3 separate regions of the Mus musculus genome follow, and all the other regions are linked to region 2. A link is a loop called in an ENCODE intact Hi-C map of the cell type or tissue named here. Cell type or tissue: left cerebral cortex. All regions are shown on one strand. Links, peaks and the distances in the headings refer to the core of each region. The heading gives the core; the rest is flanking DNA.

What was found. Hi-C counts contacts between places; a loop is a spot of excess contacts. Peaks named below come from ENCODE experiments on the same cell type or tissue, not always from the same donor. Only the 100,000 strongest peaks of a DNase experiment are listed, where the experiment ranks them.
Region 1: a loop joins it to region 2, with 4 times the contacts of the local background. A loop is called at or near these places in 2 of 42 quality-filtered maps.
Region 3: a loop joins it to region 2, with 12 times the contacts of the local background. A loop is called at or near these places in 2 of 42 quality-filtered maps.

Annotation. Positions count from the first base shown.
Region 1 is chr10:97,938,109-97,944,519 of GRCm38, reverse strand. The region is part of intron 1 of Gm10754 (predicted gene 10754); the gene reads left to right. Among named protein-coding and RNA genes, the nearest start is that of Gm10754, 26 kb to the left of the region's middle. In left cerebral cortex, for the core only: no CTCF peak of the experiment used is centred there; a DNase peak (open chromatin) is centred at 3,969; H3K27ac peaks cover 1,409 bases.
Region 2 is chr10:97,713,971-97,720,381 of GRCm38, reverse strand. All of the region lies in intron 4 of Gm10754 (predicted gene 10754), which reads left to right. It overlaps 4930525C09Rik (RIKEN cDNA 4930525C09 gene), which reads right to left and starts at 5,610. Exons shown (of 3, transcript NR_130993.1): 1 at 5,527-5,610; 2 at 3,865-4,118. In left cerebral cortex, for the core only: no CTCF peak of the experiment used is centred there; DNase peaks (open chromatin) are centred at 2,158 and 2,976; H3K27ac peaks cover 1,281 bases.
Region 3 is chr10:97,764,614-97,771,024 of GRCm38, reverse strand. The region is part of intron 3 of Gm10754 (predicted gene 10754); the gene reads left to right. Among named protein-coding and RNA genes, the nearest start is that of Gm25658, 23 kb to the right of the region's middle. In left cerebral cortex, for the core only: a CTCF peak has its summit at 2,491; a DNase peak (open chromatin) is centred at 2,661; H3K27ac peaks cover 1,863 bases.

The sequences.
Region 1 (6,411 bases), core at 2,572-5,071, 220 kb before region 2:
TTTTTTAATTTGGAAATTTAAACATTTATTATATTCTAAAGCACTGGAAAGTTCAACTCTAAGCACAAGACAATTCTTCTTTGTCTTCATGAAGTTGCCATACTGACAATCTTTCCCAAACAAGAGACTTCTCAATGGTTTCTCATGATTTCACAAGTCTTATTACAGCTTCAGTAACATACTATCTTCCAGAATGGATAGACAGAAAATAATCTTAATTGATCTAGTGTCTTTTTAAAATTACTTTTATTTTTTATTGTTCAGTTCTTAACCTCCTCCTGGTCTGCCTTCCACAGTTCCACATCCCATTCCTCCTCCCCCCTAGTCTCCAAGAGGATGGCCCTTCTTCCTCCCATGCCAGGCCTCCCCATTCTATGGGGCCTTAAAACTCTTGAGGGTTAGGCACATTTTCTCTCATTGAGGCCAGACCAGGCATTCCTCTGCTGTATATATGCCAGGGGGGTCAGAGCAGCTAGTATATGCTGCCTGGTTGGTGGCTCAGTGATATATCAGGGGTCCAGTATAGTTGAGACTGATGTTCTTCCTATAGGGTTACCCTCCTCCTCAGCTTCTTCAAGCCTTTCCTTTATTCAACCATAGGGGTCCCAACTTCAGTCCATTGGTTCAGTGTAAGTATCTGCAGATGTCTCAGTCAGCTGTTTGTTGGGCCTCTTGGAGGAAAGAAGAATGGGAGGATGGGGACCCTCTAGAATGAAGCAGAAACCTAGAAGGCGAGAGACTCGCAGGACTCAAAGGGAGGGACCTTAGATGAAATTCCCAAGAATATAGAGAGGTAACTTGTGGAGTCCATCTTCAGTAGGAATACAGAACATCTAGTGGAGGGATGAGGTTGCCATCCCATAGTCAAAATACTGACGCAGAATTATTCCTTTCTAAAAGAACTGCAGGTAATATATGGAGAAGAGACTGTGGGAAAGGTGGTCCAGTGACAGGCCCAACTTGAAATCCATCTCAAGGGGAGGCTCCTAAGCCTGGCTTACTTACTGATGCTATGCTGTGCTTACAGAAAGAAGCCTAGCGTGGTTCCTTCTTGTAAGCCACTCTGACTGGTGAGAGATCAGACCTCAAAGCCATTTTCATTTGTATTGCCCTAATGTCTAGTAATGTTCAACACTTTAGAAACTGTTTATTTATTAACATTTATCTTCTTTCAAGGACTTTATTTGAAGTGTGAATTTTGAAAGAGCTAGAAGAAAGAACTATGAAGTATACTAGTTAAGTCTTTTGTAAATAAGGTGGTGATTAGGTAGTAAATAAGGCCACATAGGACCCCAGGAAATTATAAAGCAAAAGAAATAATCTTATAGGGAGACTGGAGAAAACTTATTAGATAATTAATATCAAAATCATATAAAGATCACAAGAAGCAAGACATCAAGAAAACAAGCAGTCCAATAAGATGCTCTGTGATTTATTTAAACATTCAATCTTATTATAGAAAAGACATTTTTCTCATTTATTGGTATATTGGCCTCAACGCACATGTTCTTAACTCTGTTCTTAAGACTGTATGTTAATCATTCTAATTTTTGTTATACCATTATTGTAATAGACAGTAATGTAATACACATTCATATAAACAATGAAAATTTACATTGATATTTAAGAACTAACTATACCTTTACTTCCCAATTTAGAAAATTAACCGTTGAGAAAGCTGGTGGTACTACTAAATTGGAAACAAACATTCCAGTATTTAATTTTATGTTTTTAATATTTAGAAAACATCTTCTGTGTTAACGAGGAATAAAAGCATTAAGAATAATAGTGAACATTTTATTCCCAGTAAAGGAAGCAATTTAGCAGTAAAATAAGTCACCTCACTGAAATGACTCACCAGTATCTTAAGTCATACACTTCTCTGTATCTCCAGCATCTTTTTTGCTGCTACTACAAGCAAAATATTTGGTATCTCTCCTGCTATGTATCTCCAGCATTTCTTGGACCTCACCTAAACCCACAAACTTGGAATTTTTCTATCCTCTCACTGGCTCTTCAAATCTCCATCCTCAATATTTGTGATTATTACATTATTCTGTTTCTATGGTGATCATTATCATTTACTCTTTCCTGCTAGACAGACTTAACACTCTTCTGGTTTGTCAAAAGCTTGTAATAAATATTGTTATAAAGACTTATCCAGTCACCATATCTACAACTGCACCTACATAGATAAGCATATGTAGAAATAAATGCATTGCTCTCCCTGTGTTATCACCCTTCCTCTCCAGCCTCCCACAAATGTCCATGCAACTTCTCTCCTGCTTAAAGACTTTTGTCTTTCCTGTCCCCTTGCTCCAGAGTCACCCTCTTTAGTTTACATATGACTCACTGCACCACATTCTGCCTGTCAGTTCAAATATCACTCCTGCAGAGTCCCTTCCTGACTATGGAACACAATATGCATATTCTATTTTAAATTCATACTTTTGTGTCCTATAGTTATTTTCTTTTTAAACATCCTATTCTTTTATTTTAAAAAATATAAAAGAGTTCTGTAGGAAATAAATTATATTGAGATGATGATCAATGACATTTAAAAGTATTGTAATGTACCTGCTTTTTGTTATTAATCCATTTAACCACAACATTTGGAACTAAATACAACAATTACTGGAATTGTGCAATAAGGATGAGAATAAGTGGTAACTTTTAACATCTCTAACAGCAATACTAAAATACAAAATTATCTGTGATTTATTTGCAAAAATAGACAAGTACTGCTGGTAGTATTGAAGTTTACTTATAATAAAAATTATGACATTTAAGAGATTTTTATAAAAAATAGATTTTTTTCTCATATAAGTTAGCAAAACACAAATGTTGTCATGGACTGCTTAAGTGTCTATGACTCTGTCTTATGAAGTAGAATGTCTTCAGATCCTCACTTTCTACATATTAATTTCTTTTTAATATGTTAAGGATTTGTTGTTATAAATCTGACATGTACGAAGGGGACATTACTGTACTTTTAAATGCCATCTCCCTCAGTTCCTCAATGCTTGAATACCAGGACAGAAGCCATGAAGTTAAACAGCCGATTTAGCAGAGGAAGTATGTATATAAATACAAGATCAAGATGAAAAACTATCTTTGTGTAGTTGAACTATGTAAGTCCTTAAAAGAATTGAAAATTGAATTTCTCCACAATAAAAATCCAACATGTGTGCCTTTCCCCACCACAGCTACACAGCATGTTTTCTGTGGACCACCAATTTTTAATACAGAAAAAGAATGAAAAAATAACATAAAACAAAAATCAAAATATAAAACAAAAACCAAAAATAAAATAAAACAAAAACACTGATTTGTATTTGTTTCCTCATGGTTTTATTCTTTACCTGCCTCTTTTTCAAAGGATTATTGAAATAGCAGGTGCCAAATATTGTTTGCTGAATTAATAAATGACTGAAATTACCAGAAAATTAAATTTTTTCAGAGTATGACTTTGTGTATGTGATATCTCTATCTCTATCATCTCTATCTCTCTCTATCTCTAAATGAACAATGACATATTGCTGAGTAAAAAGAAAAGATTTTTCTTTGCTGCTGGCTCATAAGACAGCCACACAAAAATCTGTAACATGAAGCCCTAGCCCTAAAATCAAGGTATTGGAACTGTCGTTAGATATGAAGAGGTAATCCATTATGTGTGTGTAAAACACCATCAGAAATCCTCTTTCCATCATCTGTATTTACAAACATACATGTAGCATACTGGGCCTAGCCTTGAGTAGGAAAAACAAACTTCTGTTTTTGTAGAGATTTTTCCCCCAGGAAAATCTCATCTATTTATATATGAGTATCTAGGGTTCTCTAAGTGAACCTTCAAATCTTCCTGCAGGTAGGTGGAAACTGAAATGTTCAAAATGAAGGGCGGAATTAGGCAAGCAAGTGGGAGGAATGAGTGAGATGCTGTAGGCAGGAGCAAAGTACAGCAGTGGGCTAAGAAGATATTTGTCCTGGATGTGGGTGGGGAGAAGAAGACAGTGAGAAGACAGGAAGAACACTGTGAGCTACTTGGTAAAGAACAGTAGGGAAGGATCACTTAGTGGAAAACCAACACAGCCAAGTGCACAGCTTGAAAGAGCACTGGGCTGTATCTACCACTCAGTGGAAAAACCCACCACTCACAGACACTGGAGCAGGCGTGATGAAAGCGGCTTCCACTGACACCTAGTTCGGCTACCTCATGACATCTGCTGGCATCAGAGCTCTCTATAAAATGGAAGGTTCCTTGAATGTAATCAGAATCTGTGCTATCAAAATCATTTGCTTTTCTCTAGAGTTAAAGAGCTCTGTAGAGTATGAACCAGTGCTGTGCCTGCCAGACTCTAAATTTTCATGGTTTGGGATCCATTCTGCATTTCTAGATCACTGTGTATTATGCAGCTCAGTTTTTACTGAATGAAATGAATCAATGAAGAAGCATGCTCGACAGATAGGTTGTCTAAAGTCTTGAGCGCTGTATTGCTCTAGTGTCAGCGGTTGCTTTAGCCTTACTGTGTGTCAGATTGGAATCTGTTTGCTTTGATTTGTAAGAAGTTTATCATTTTATCATTTTTCTTCTTATATCAGAATTCGGATATTTTGTGCAAGGCTTTTGGTCTACAAATTGTATTTATATTACAGTGATCAAATAAAGTTCAGTTTGCTCAACCTTTAGTAAGAACATAAAAGTTCAATTGAGTTTATGAAAAATGTGGAAACATGAATAGCATTAAGTATACAATGCTTCAGGCATATAAAAAGACCATAAAGGACTGTTAGATTGAAGAAATTCTTACAATGCTTTAATTGTTTTTTGCTAAAGTACATTGCATATGGCCTTTTCCTCACTCTTAAGCACATAGTTATATAAAACATACTTCTTTAATATATCCTTAGGTTTTCAAGAAGTTCATAGATTTTTGACAGGTGTTTTGAGATCATAAAGAGAAAGGTAGACTAAAATAGAGGAAACTGAACAGTAACTCAAACAACTGGTTCTATTTAAATAAAATAACACAGAGAAGAGAAAGAGAAGATGATCCATCACTTGCTAGCTACCTCATCACAGGGTATGCAACAGTCAGTTTCTGGATGTTTATTTTGTGATAAAATAATTATTTTTGAGGCTGCGTTACAAGAAATTTTAAAAAACCAATTTGGTTATTTCACCTAATTTGACACTGGAAGTAAAGATATAATTTATATTTGGGGGGAAATATGCTACTTGTATGATGTTTTTATTTGTAATTCACGTCCTTCCAAAGGAGCTATGTATGTTAATGTACATTATCCAATTAAAGCCAAAGCAATAAGGATTGACGCTGACTGACAGGTCTCCTCAGCAAGAGCATGAGAACACTTGGTTGGAGAACATCAATGGGACAATGTTCCCCAAATGTCCTCACAACTTTAATGCCATTGCCACTGGAAGCCATTCATGGGCAAACATTTTTAATGAATATGTGAATATGCATATAAAAATACAAGATAGAAAAAAGACCAAAGAGGAAAAAGTATCTAAATGTTTACAACTTTACTGCAGACATTAAACTGACCTGATAACCTCTGCAGGATTAAAAGAGGTTGCATTAGTCAAAAGGTTAATTTATTTAAAATGACATATCAAACCAAAGTAATGATTTGTCAGTCTACATTAAAAATATACAAAACTTGTAATACTGCTGTGAGAAAGTTTATGTTAGTATATATAGTATTTCCAAAATGAAAACTGCTTGCCTTCAAGTGTAGCAGAGAAAAAAAATGATCGTAGCTTATTTATAAAATGAGATATCACACGGGGATAAGAATACTGAGAGTTAACAATTTTGAGATCAATTAAGAGACTCACAGGAGAATCATATATAATAGAATAATTCAGAGACAAAAACTGTCAGATGTGATTCCATCCATATGAAGTTTAAAAACAACAACCCAAATAACCCAGTTAAAACTGCAGTACAAAGCTAAACAGAAATTTTCAACAGTGGAATCTCTAGTGGCTGAGAAGCACTTAAAGAAATATTCAATGTCCTTTAGTCATCAAGGAAATGCAAATTTAAAAAATCTCTGAGATTCCACCTAACAGCCATCAAAGATCAAATCTCCGGGAAGAGCACATGCTGGTCAGGATGGGAAGCAATGCAGACTCCTCCATTGCTGCTAGGAGGGCAAACTTGTACAACCATTCTGGAAATCAATCTGGCAGTTTCTCAGAACATTGGAAAGAGTTCTATATCAAGACCCAACTGTACCATTCATGGGGATATACCCAAAAGATTCTTCACCAACCCACAAGGGCACATGTTCAGCTATGTTCATACAGCTTTATTCATAATATCCAGAAATTGGATAAAACCCAGACTTCCCTCAACTGAAGAATGGATAAAGAAAATGTGATTC
Region 2 (6,411 bases), core at 1,825-4,324:
TTTCTAACTTTTGCCTCCACACAGAAACAAGTGTGTCCACTTGACATGTTTTATGGGATTTTTGCCTGATGGAGATTTAAACTGAGATACAAAAAAAAATAGATATAGATTGATTCCATTTCTTGAACAAACAGTAGCACTAACAAGTTCCTAGAACCAATTTTTAACCTGAATTCTGAGGATGGTGTTTTTAAATGTTTTATAACATATCCCTCTTTTATTCTTTATTGGCATTTTTTTTTCACAGATGCACACCGTTGCTGCTCATTGGAACTTACAGGAAGTAAGAGAAAAAAATGGGGATTCAGGAACATTTCTTCTTATTCACAGATTTTAAATTAGTCTACTGCATTTATCTAGATAGCTGATTTTTTTTTTCAAAAGCTATTGATTTTCATGCCTATTGAATGCCATGTTCTTCCATGGTGCTGGGGCCCAGTTGGCTTTCATGGGGAGTAAATAAGATTTGCTTACAAGAAGCCTGTTTTGAAATGCTCTTAGAAAAAGATTATGGGGAGATTATATATGTACTGAATCGAGTCAGTAGCAGATGAGAAAAATCCCATCCGCCTGTGTCTGAATGTGAATATCCAAGGTGTGCAGGGCTTCTTCAGAGTTGTAGCAGACTGGGGCAGCATTACCTGATACACAGGAATGGTAACTAACTTGATGAGACAGATAACCCATATGTGGAAGAGATTCAACTGTGGGCCACAGCTCAAATGCAGTGATGCACACCAATGTGTAAATACCTACCCTCGTGCTTACTTAATGCTGAAGAAATAGAAGCTGTTAAAATTTACCTCTTTACAATAATAGGTAGTAACAAGAATAAGGAGAAAACAGAGGGGAGAGAGAGAGAGAGAGAGAGAGAGAGAGAGAGAGAGAGAGAGAGAGAGAGAGAGAGAGAGAGAGAGGATCCAAGCATAATGGCTGGATGTGGAACAATTTATGCAAAGATTCACTGAGAAGGAGGCTTTTACCCAAGCATCTGAAATAGCTGAGATGATGATCCAATGATGATCCAGGTAATTTTACTGTGAAGAAAATAGATTCACCCCCAAAATTCTGAAAAACACTCATGGAATGTCGGAGGCATTGCAGAGAATCAGGGCAGGGAGCTGGGCAGTGTGGCTAGATCATAGCCTGCAAAGGACAAAATGACAAGACAGAGAAGCCAAAGACATGCTAACAGCTAGGAAGCCAGACGCTCCATGGGATCTATAACACATTAAGCAGTTTGACATTTATTCTCAATGAGTTAGAAAAGTATTTGAGACTTTTGGGGGAGAGGTGTGAATTAGCTGGCAAATGTCCCAGGTTCCTCGTCTGTGTTAAGAACAGGCTCTAAGGAGACCAAAGGCAAAAATAGGATAAGAGTTAAATTACCAAAACAGTCCAGGCAATAACCGGTGCCATTCAGGTAGAGTGGTTACACCCTGGGTCCACTGGAAAGCAGAATCAATGGAACTTGCTGGCAAGCCATATCAATTTACTTTTATATATGTAATGTACTATAACAATGTAATCAGAGCATTAAGTTTCTCAGAGTCTTAGTATAATTTGTTCAATTTAAGAACACTATCTACATTGTACTGAACAGGCTGTGAAGGATAAATGAGAAGTGTGAATGGGGTGCAGACATCAGGATGCCAAGCAAACAGTGCTTGGCTCCAATAAGATGCCTTCAACCTTTATCAGTATGTTTTTGACTCCTTTGTATGTTTTGTGTGAAAGCACATATTCACTCTTACCAGTATGTCTACCTTGTAGCCTATAGGCTGAATATATCTCAGAATATCTACAAACACACTCAACACATTGGTTGAAGACAACGTTCTGTCAAAAGGTATCCCTGCAAGTCAAATGCAAACATGGCAAATGAAATTAAATTTTTTGTTGTTTTAAATAGGAAAGTACAGAATCTTTAATTAATTGCAAGGTCTATTGAAAGTTAATGCAGAGCCCTCGAATTTATTTCTAATGTGATGTTTCTTCAACTTCAGAATGAAGGTTCTAACTGGTTGACTTTTGAATCCTTCCAGATATAAGCACTGAAACTTACCAGGGTGGGTTTTGAAAATGTGCTCTCTGAATTTTAAAGGTTTCCTTTAAAGAAACATATGCTCTCCCAGCTGTCTATGTCTAATAAAGCAACCACTGACAGAAGGGAGTAAAAAGAAATGGAATGTAGCATTTCAGAGGTGCCCCACACACACTGAGGACTTGGCCATATGAATGCAGTTGATGATGGTTAACAGGAAAATGGGAATCATGGGAAAATGAGAGCCCCTACCGATGTGTGCAGGATTCCTGACTTCTAGGTGCAAAACTATTTACAACACATAAGTAGGAAGCCAGAAAAATCATGGGTTATTAAAGTAAAACAAACAGTGAGTTGTTTCAGTTATGGATAAAGTATTGGTAAGAAGTTGTTGTGAGAATTTGCAGTGTTGGGGGTCTCTGTTACAGTGTCTGTGTGTTATGTAGGGTGGTGGGCGCATGAGTATCACCTGTGCAAGAAAAAAGTCGAATGTATTACAACAGTTTATACTGTTTTCACCTGAATATTTTAGGTAAATTCAGAGTGGTCCAAAGTTTTAAAAGAAGGAAAAAGCATTAAACCGACTAATAACTAACATAGTTTCAAATTGGTTTGGTAAAGTAAATAAAACATTTTTTTTCACATAACACCTGGCATTTATTAATCATACGATTTACCTTTCAAGGGCAGTTTGGTTTTAGACCACAGATAATTCCAATCTTACTTTACCATAAATATGACAACGTTAACAGGACTACTGGGACCCCTAAAATGGAATATAGATTCTTCCACCTAGTCTTGTCTTTCTAGACACTCTTCCCTAAATCAGGCAATGTTGGAACAAGAATATTAAAATTCCAGAAAACTTTACTAAATGTTCCCTTCACAATCCTCTGCAGAGTTGGTTTAAAATACAGTTTCCTTTGCCATATGTGAACCCTCCCACCTTCTGGGTAGGACCCAGAAATCTCACTTTCAGATCTTTGAATTCTAATTTTTTTTACAAAGAAAATTCAAAAGCCATGGGAGATAACATAACTGAACATAGGAGATAACATAAACAAATAATTCAAATTGTTTTCTTTTGCTTTGCTTGCATGCAAATTATGTGGACTTACATTCATATCACTGGGTCATATTTTGAAGATCATGTTTTTAAAAAAACCTAGATGAAATACATAAAGTTTTGAATCACTATTTTTATTTGACCCAGCATTTGTAATTTTTTTCTGGAGTGTTTTAAGACACAGGAAAGTATTTACAAAAAAGCTGTTTCAATGATATAACATGAAGTTCAGACCTGGTACTTGTAACAGTGAAGGAAAAGAGCAGACAGCATAAAAAACCAAAGGAAAGGGTATGAGAATTTCCGTAAAATCAAAGAAAAGGTTTAGTGAGGCAACATTACCCATTTGGAAATGGAAGTGTCTCTGTGTGTGTGTGTGTGTGTGTGTGTGAGAGAGAGAGAGAGAGAGAGAGAGAGAGAGAGAGAGAGAGAGAGAGAGAAGAGGAGAGGAGAGGAGAGGAGAGGAGAGGAGAGGAGAGGAGAGGAGAGGAGAGGAGAGGAGAGGAGAGGAGACAGACAGAGAGAGACACAGCAACACAGAGATAAGAGTTTGTGTGTGTGTGTGTGTGTGTGTGTGTGTGTGTGTGTGTGTGTACATATCAATGTATGTGTTTAAGAATTTTGGGTCACAATAATACTATTAGAAACAGAAGAAACAACTACAAGACTCTAAAGCTGTGATGTATATGAAACCAGGTATGATCTATGGCAACTTAATTTTCAAAAGGAATAAAAATGTTGAGGCATTTCTCACCTGTTCCCAGAGTCTGTGTCGTTGACTCTGTGCCATCTCAGCCCCAGCACCCAAGGGCACGTGGCGTCAGGTAGCAAGTAGTCCAGAGCACAGGCAACAGGTAGAGCCCGCTAGAGGACAGTTATGCTAGCTTCCTGTTTACAAGCATAACAGAGTATCGATAACGATGTCATGCATTGGTGCTTGTCCATGGGATGGGTTTCAAGTTGAGCTGGTTACTGGTTGGCCGTTTGTCAGTTCCTGTTGCGGAATTTCTTTTAGATAGGACAAATTTTGGGTCAAAGTTTTGTGTGTTGGTTGGGTTATCCCTCCACTGGAGATTCTACCTGGCTACAGGAGGGGGTGGGGCTTTTCAGGTTCCATGGCCACACTGTTGGCATCATGCATGAGGGTAGGGATTGGGGGGATCTTTAGGAAGTCCCAGAGATGTTAGATGGGGGAGGCTGTCAGGAATCAACAAAATTATCTTTTCGGTTGGGAGGCCACCACAACCTGTGGTGAACTGTACTAAAAGGTCACAAAATTAGGAAAGTTGAGAACCATGGATATAAAGGATCCTTGTTCCAGGAAGGCTCAGTATATGATCACAGAATTATTGATTAGAGTTAAAGATCAATGGGCTAGCAACACAAGGACCCAGTATGGAATACAGCTTATTCACATAAGGGTTAGCATCAGGCTATGGGGGTGGGGGGTGGGGGGTATTGTTCTCATGAGCATAACAGCACATACTGCATACTTGGGAATCTTCCAAGGCTGGCAAGGTTTTCAGAGGAGCATATTATCAAGGAATACAGAGAGCTGGGCAGAGCAGAGGGTGTGAGTGCCAGGGAAGCATCTTGAAAGGGGCCGGCCTGGCTTATAACTATTCTCAGTCCCCTTAAACTTGTCCTCCCTAAACACAGCCTCATTGTTCTCATAAACTGGACTCTGAACCTGCGGCTTCATGCTCTGAGAACCTTCTCTTGAAATGCCTGACAATCTTATCTTTTAATTTGTGTTGAAGGTATCCTCTGGTAAAGCCCTGGAGAATGGCCTAGGACATAGAAGCTTGCCCCGTCCTGTGCCTTCTTACCTCCACTTCCATGAGCCACTGCCTCCTCCACCCCTGAACAAAGGCTATTCCAACTTTCACTACATGCCTGGACATAAACTCACTCTCTCTGTCTCTCTCTCTCTCTCTCTCTCTCTGTCTCTCTGTCTCTGTCTCTCTCTCTCTCTCTCTCTCTCTCTCTCTCTCTCTCTCTCTGTGTCTGTGTGTGTGTGTGTGTCTGTGTGTGTGTGTGTGTGTGTGTCTGTGTGTGTGTTTCCCTCTCTTTATGAGTGTGTGAGGTGAGGATAACTGGAGTTGTGGGCCAAACAAGGGCATCTGTGAGAACTTTGCATTTGCCTGCCTGTGTTCATTCATATAACACAGCATTCACTGTTAAAATCCATGTGTGTCTGTGAGTGTGTGTGTCTCTGTGTATGTGTGTTTGTGCACATGTGTGTGTATATGTGTGTGTGCATATGTGGTGTGTGTGTCTGTGTGTATATTAATTTAAGAGATAAATCACAGAAGAAATAAAAAGCTTTCTCCCCTGTTCCTTTACATAGAACATTAGAGCTTTGTGCTGTCCCTCACAGATCCTGGGTCTGGACCCTGATATGAAGGATTCATACCTCACAGAGAAGAGCTAGAAACGGTGGTGCCAGTGAGCAGTGAGGCGGCACATCAGGGAGATAGGGAGAATGGATGGCTACCTTGAGGTTGCAGGGGCTGAGGGACTTTACATTCTGAGCAGTTGCCAAGGTAGCCTTTGTGAGAGACCGGGAGGGTGTCCCATCAAGGTTCCAAATGGAACCAGACCAAAGTTTTCATGATTGCCCTGAACATGACAATGATAACCCTCTTTCCTGACGAAGGCCCCTGCTGAGGGTACCAGACAGAAACACTGCAAGGGTCGTATAAGTTGGTACAGCAAATCCTTTTCAAGAGTCTATTTATAGAAACTTCGTTTTGAATCTGAAGCAGCCACTTATGTTGAATGCAGAGGAAACGTCAAGGTACAGCTAGGCAGAAGGAGCCACAGCGTGGCAGTGAAGTGCTTGGGTCGCATTTTAGTATATTCTGCTTTTGTTTTACTATTTAGGACGTTTAGCTAGAACCTTCATTTCCACTCCAGAACAGCCTAGAGTTCACTGTGTGGTAGAGAAGCGCCTTGAACTTTTGACTGTCCCGTTTCGTCCTCTCTAGAGCTGAGATTACAGACACGGGTTATTACACGGGGCTGCCTTTTCATTCTGTGAAGCTGGTTACCGCAAAAAAACTAGTGAGTTTTCAGCAGCAAAGGAAATAGCTCTCAGCTCTCCATTGTCAGTTACCAACTTTTCAACTGGGATATAAGGCCTTAGTTTCTTTTATGGTTCATTTAGAAAATGGGGTTTTGGGGTTCCTAGATGCTCGGGATGTAATGCATGTTAAGTTTCCTTGCAAATGACTATGATAATGCTGATACTTTAATTCAAATTCCTCCCACCACCCCCCCCCTTTACACGGGATAATAG
Region 3 (6,411 bases), core at 1,432-3,931, 51 kb before region 2:
TTTGTCAGGCCCTGGCAGATCCTCTCAGGAGACAGTTTTTCATGCTCCTGTCAGCAAGCTCTTGCTAGCATCTGCAATAGTGTCTGGGTTTGGTGGTTCTTTGTGGGATGGATCCCCAGGTGGGGCAGTCTCTGGTTGGTCATTCTGTCAGTCTCTGCTCCAAATGTTGTCTCTGTAACTCCTTCCATGGGTACTTTGTTCCCCCTTCTAAGAAGCATTGAAGTATCACACTTTGGTCTTCCTTCTTCTTGAGATTCACAGGTTTTGCAAATTGTATCTTGGATATTTCAAGCTTCTGGGCTAATATCCACTCATCAGTGAGTGTATATCATGTGTGTTCTTTTGTGATTGGGCTACCTCAATTAGGATGATATCCTTCGGATCCATCCATTTGTCTAAGAATTTAATAAATTCATTATTTTTAATAGCTGTGTAGTTCTCCACTGTGTAAAATTTACCACACATTCTGTGTCCATTCCTCTGTTGAGGAATCTCAGTGCTTTCCAGCTTCTGGCTATTATAAATAAGGCTGCTACGAACATAGTGGAGCGTGTGTCCTTGGCTTTTGTAGTAGGATCTGATGATTTTTGGATTTCCTAAGTTTCTGTTGTTATGTCTTCCATTTCATTTCTGATTTGTTAATTAGGTTACTGTCCTTGTGCCCTCTACTTAGTGTGGCAAAAGGATTATCTATCTTGTTTTTCTCAAGGAACCAGCTCCTGGTTTGGTTGATTTATTGTATTGTTCTTATATATTCTTTTTGTTTCCACTTGGTTGATTTTAGCCCTGAGTTTGATTAATTCCTGCCATCTACTCCTCTTGGGTAAATTTGCTTCCTTTTGTTCTAGAACTTTTAGGTGTGCTGCTAGTAGTGTCTGCTCTCTCCAGTTTCTTTCTGGAGGCACTCAGAACTATACATTTTCCTCTTAGGACTGCCTTCATTGTGTCCCATAATTTTGGGTATGTTGTTGCTTCATTTTCATTAAACTCTTTAAACTCTCTTAAAGCCTTTAACTTCTTTCTTTTCTTTCTTTCTTTCTTTCTTTCTTTCTTTCTTTCTCTCTTATTTGAGCAAGATATCATTAAGAAGAGTGTTGTTCAGCTTCCAGCTTCCATGTGTATGTGGACTTTCTATTATTTATGTTGTTATTAAAGATCAGCCTTAGTACATGGTGATATGATAGGATGCACGGGATTATTCTTTATTGTTTCTACTTCCATTTTTAGATCCTGGATGTTTTTGTTCAAGCTCTCTTCTAACAAGACCAGTGTACAGAGAGCTGTGGAACATCCCCACATCCTGGCTGCAGATGTAGGCCTGTAGGACCCTGTGTCAGCTGCTTTGCTGCTTCTATAGCCTGTGCTCCCCTGAGTAACATAACAACATTCTAAGTTGACCTTATGGCTGCTACTACCCTTCATTTGACAAACCGTTCTTTAAAGAGAATTAAGACTATCATAGAAAGAAAGAAAACACACACACACACACACACACACACCAGAATACAATTTAGAGATCAACAGATTCCAGGAAGCCAAGCCCCAGTAAATACATCTACAAAACTGCACTTGCATCTATGGCTCAGAGAGCAACACAGCAGAGGATAGAAAGATTGTTAAGAGTCTGATGAGAATCCCAAGGAGTCTGATATGAAACAGTCTTTCCAGAAATGGCTATATAAACAAGACTGCAACAATACTGATATCAATGGTCATATTAACATGAAAGGAGGAGGATGCTGTGGTACAATAGATTTAGATAAACAAATCAATGACCACAGGAATAAAAGAAAATTAACTGTCGCATGGATAAAGCCCTTATTAGTATGCTGTACAGAATGGTCAGTCTTGAAACCATATACATGCCAACAACAAAGATGGGTATCAGCAGGGTGTTTTATGTATATTTGTGTATAGTATACACTGAATATACATACAGATTGTGTGTGTAAGTGTGTGTAGTGATAATAATTAAAGAAACAGCAACCATTAACTTGAGAATGAGGAATGGAGGAGGTTCAAGGGAGACTAACTGGGAGAGGTTGGAGAAAGGAAAATAGGGAGGAAGTGATGCAAATCTATCAGTTGAAACATTAAAAGGAAACAAAGATTAAGAATGTGATTCCTTTCTGCACTCCTTTTTACGTTGAGAATATTTTTCTTATTTAGCTTCACACATCAAGTTCCATTAGAGCGACTGTTGCTTGAGATAATTTTTATAACTATACAGGAACATAATGAGGCTTTGAGTGGATAATTCATATAATGAAATAACAATCTCGGTAGAATAAGATGCTATGGTTAAAAAGTGAAAACTTTCAATATAATAAAAAATGCAGACACAATGCAAAATATCATTTTAAATAGTAAAGCAGTCAATACTGATAAATGCATACATGCAAAGCAGACCCTAATGTTTACTCCTTTCTCCTACCATATCCACCATTTACTGAGACAGCTGAGCTCCACTGGCCCCCTAGCGGTGATGGTCCAGATTATAGATTCCTGCTCTCTGAGGGTATAAAAAGGAATTTTATTTCAGAAGCACTAAAGTGAAACATTTTCCTGTAAATGCCAAACTCCAGAAATATATTTTTAAATCTCCGTGTGGGAAGCAAGTAGAATTTTCCTCAGCCAATGTGGGGTTTCTTCTTGTACCCCTCAATAAAAGATATGTCAAGGGAAGATGACAAATTGGGATCGCACATGGTACATCATAATAACTCAGTACTTTTGCCACGTTGGATTTTGCAAAAGGTTGCAGATGACTCATAGCATGAAGTTCTGCAAGCCTTGCTATGTAGCTTGCTACTGCACCTTAATTTTGGTTGGAGCCCCCTCTTCAACAAACCCTTTTTCCTGGAGCTCTGGTGTCTTTTTCAAAGGGGCTGCCTAGTTATCTCAATGGTACAGAGATATCCTGAATTCAATGAAGTTTCACACTAAAGTGTGTTTATATGTCCCTTTAACATTACCTCTGCTTAGCAAGCTTGTTTTTTTCCCCTTTGATAGTGAGGAAACCCTCCTAGACCCAACATAAAGTGCAATTATAAAGAAAAAATACATTCCACAGAGCCTACTGTTTATCAGTTTTAACTCACAGAAACCAGTGTTTTCCAAAGAAGATGTCTTAAGAAAGAAGACATCACAAGGGATGGACTCTCTGGTAGCTCTCTGGTGCTAATGTGTATCTTGAGCTAATTTTCATGAGCTGGTGCCCAATCATCCCCTAATGAATCATGACCATTCATTAAGAATTTTAAGCTATTGTTTTAAAAACAATACTAAAATCTAAATAATTTATTCTCTAAAAGAGCAACCGATGATATTATGCTAATGGAAAATAATATTTAATCAATTAGATATGTAACTAAATGATTACACGGGAGACCTGAATACTCTCTGGTAGAAGATGAATGGGAAAGGAGAGAGTGAGCATGCATCTCCTCTGATGCACTGTCTCCTAACCAGGGCATCGTTGGCTCACAACGAAGAGTGTATGTAAAGGAGGAAGTGGGGGAGAGGGAAGAGGGGGAAAAGAAGGGAGAGAGGGTATAGACAGACGAAAGGAAGGTGTTGACTTTTCTGGCTTTTATCTTGCATTTTCATATACAATATTACCCTTAAGTAAAGAATATTTCTTTCCATTAATTTAGAGATACTAAAGTATATATTTTCCCTTTTCCTTTTATTTTTTATGAAGAAGCATATAGATTGATTGCCAACATTAAAGATCCACAGAGTTGTAAAGCTCAAATACCCTACCATGTAATTATTGTGAACACATTTCTGATATTGTGTAAATGCACTGAAAAGCTGTGATAATTATTATGTATCATTATAAAACTAAATGTCATTTGACACTTGTAGATGAACTAGTCTCACTGTATGGTCATAGTGACAGAGGATTGGTTTTTACATTTCATTTAGTCTGTTTTTCAGGTACTTGTCTGTGCAAACTCAAATGTTTAGGTATGTGATGAAAGTTCTGGTTTTATAATATTTATGGTCTCTTGACCTCAGAAAATTTAAGGAATATATAACGTGCACATGCATGCAACAAATAAAAATCACAAATGCATATATATGTTATTTACATACATAGGCATATCCAAACAGCCATACGTAATTTAAGTTCACAGTACTTTAGATATCTAATATTTTCCCCAGTACTTATATAATCTAGAAATATTACTCACTTTGAAAAAAGAGAAATGAAAAATACAAACTATATTATATTAAAAAGCGAACTAAGAGCTCTTTAAAATGTTTCTCTTTTACAATGTAATATAACTATGCTATAAAAATTATATTAGCACTCTAAATACTTACTAAAATCATCAATGTCAACTATCTATGTATCTATTCAGGGCTACGATTAAACACAATCTTTTTTTTTTTTTTTTTTTTTTTTTTACTTTTTTTGTCTTAGAAATCTTTTTTATTGGATATTTTATGAATTTACATTTCAAGTGTTCTCTCTTTCCAGGTTTCCCCTCCAGAATTCAGTCTCTCCCATCCTTCTCCCCCTGCTTGTATGAGGATGCTCCCCTTTCTATCCACGCACTCCCAGCTCACTGCCCTAGCATTCCCCTACAGTGGGGAATCTAGCCTTCACAGGACCAAGGGCTTCTCCTCCTATTGATGCCAGACAATGCCATCCTCTTCTACATATGCAGCTGGAGCCATGTCTCCCTCCATGTGGACTCTTTGGTTGGGTATAGATCCTGGAAGCTCTAGGGAGTCTGGTTGGTTGATATTGTTATTCTTCCTATGGGGTTGCAAATCCCTTCAGCCCCTTCCGTCCTTTCTCTAACTCCACCATTGGGGAGCCAGGTCCAATGGTTGGGTACATGCATTCACCTCTGTATTTGTCAGGGTCTGGCATAGCCTCTCAGGAGACAGCTACATCAGGCTCCTGTCAGCACGCACTGCTTGGCATCTGCAATAGTGTCTGGGTTTGGTGTTTGTAAATGGGATGGACCCCCAGGTGGGGCAGTTTCTGCATATTTCCTTTAGACAGGAGCTCTTTTGGGGTAAGAATTTGGAGATGAGAGGGTGCTCCCACCCCCCAACCATGGGCATTGCCTAACCTCTGGGTATGGTCTTTTCAGGTTCACCCCTCCTTTTGCTAGGCATTTCAGCTAGTCTCATCTCTGTTGGGTCCTGGGAGCCTTTTGCTTTCCTGCCATCTGTGACTTGCTGATGGCTACACCCAGTTCCCCATCCCCCATTGCTACACATATCTGTTCAAATTCTTGACCCTCTGTATATCATCCCCATCTCCTCTCATACTCAATCTTGCCCCCTTGTCCCCCTTGCCCCCTCCCCCTCCTCTTTTACTTCCAAGTCCGTCCCACCCTTTGCCTCCCATGAGTATTTTCTTGCCCCTTCTTAGGAGGACTGAAGCATCCATATTTTGATCTTCCTTCTTCTTGAGCTTCATATTCTGTGAGTTTTATCTTGGGTATTCAGAGCTTTTGGGCTAATATACACTTGTCAGTGAGTGTATACTATGTATGTTCTTTTGTGACTGAGTTCCCTCACTTAGGATATTTTTCTAGTTCCATACATTTGCCTAAGGATTTCATGAAGTTATTGTTTTTAATAGCTAAGTAATACTCCATTGTGTAAATGTACCACATTTTCTGTATTCATTCCTCTGTTGAAGAACATCTGGGTTCTTTCCACCTTCTGACTATTATAAATAAGGCTGCTATGAACATAGTGGAGCATATGTCCTAATTATATGGAGCATCTTCTGGGTAAATGCTTAGTAGGGGTATAGCTGGGTCCTCAGGTAGTAGTATGTCCAATTTTCTGAGGAACCGACAGACTGATTTCCAGAGGGCTTGTACCAGCTTGTAATCCCACCAGCAATGGAGGGGTGTTCTTCTTTCTCCACATCTTTACCAGCATCTGCTGTCATCTGAGTTTTTGATTTTAGCAATTCTGACTGGTGCGAGGTGGAATCTCAGGGTTGTTTTCATTTGCATTTCCCTGATAACTAAGAATGTTAAACATTTCTTTAGGTGCTTCTTGGCCATTTGATATTCCTCAGTTGGGAATTCTTTGTTTAGCTCTTTACCCACTTTTAATAGGGTTATTTAGTTCTCTGGGGTCTAACTTGAGTTCTTTGTATATATTGGATATTAGCCCTCTATGGGATGTACCATTGATGAAGGTCTTGGTGAAGGTCTTTTCCCAATGGATACATCATGGAAACAGAAATTAAGAGAGACACAGTGAAACTAACAGAAGCTATGAACCAAATGGATTTAACATACATACATATATATGTATATATCTAATATATGTGTGTGTGTGTGTGTGTGTGTGTGTGTGTGTGTGAGAGAGAGAGAGAGAGAGAGAGAGAGAGAGAGAGAGTACATTCCATCCTAAAACAAACAA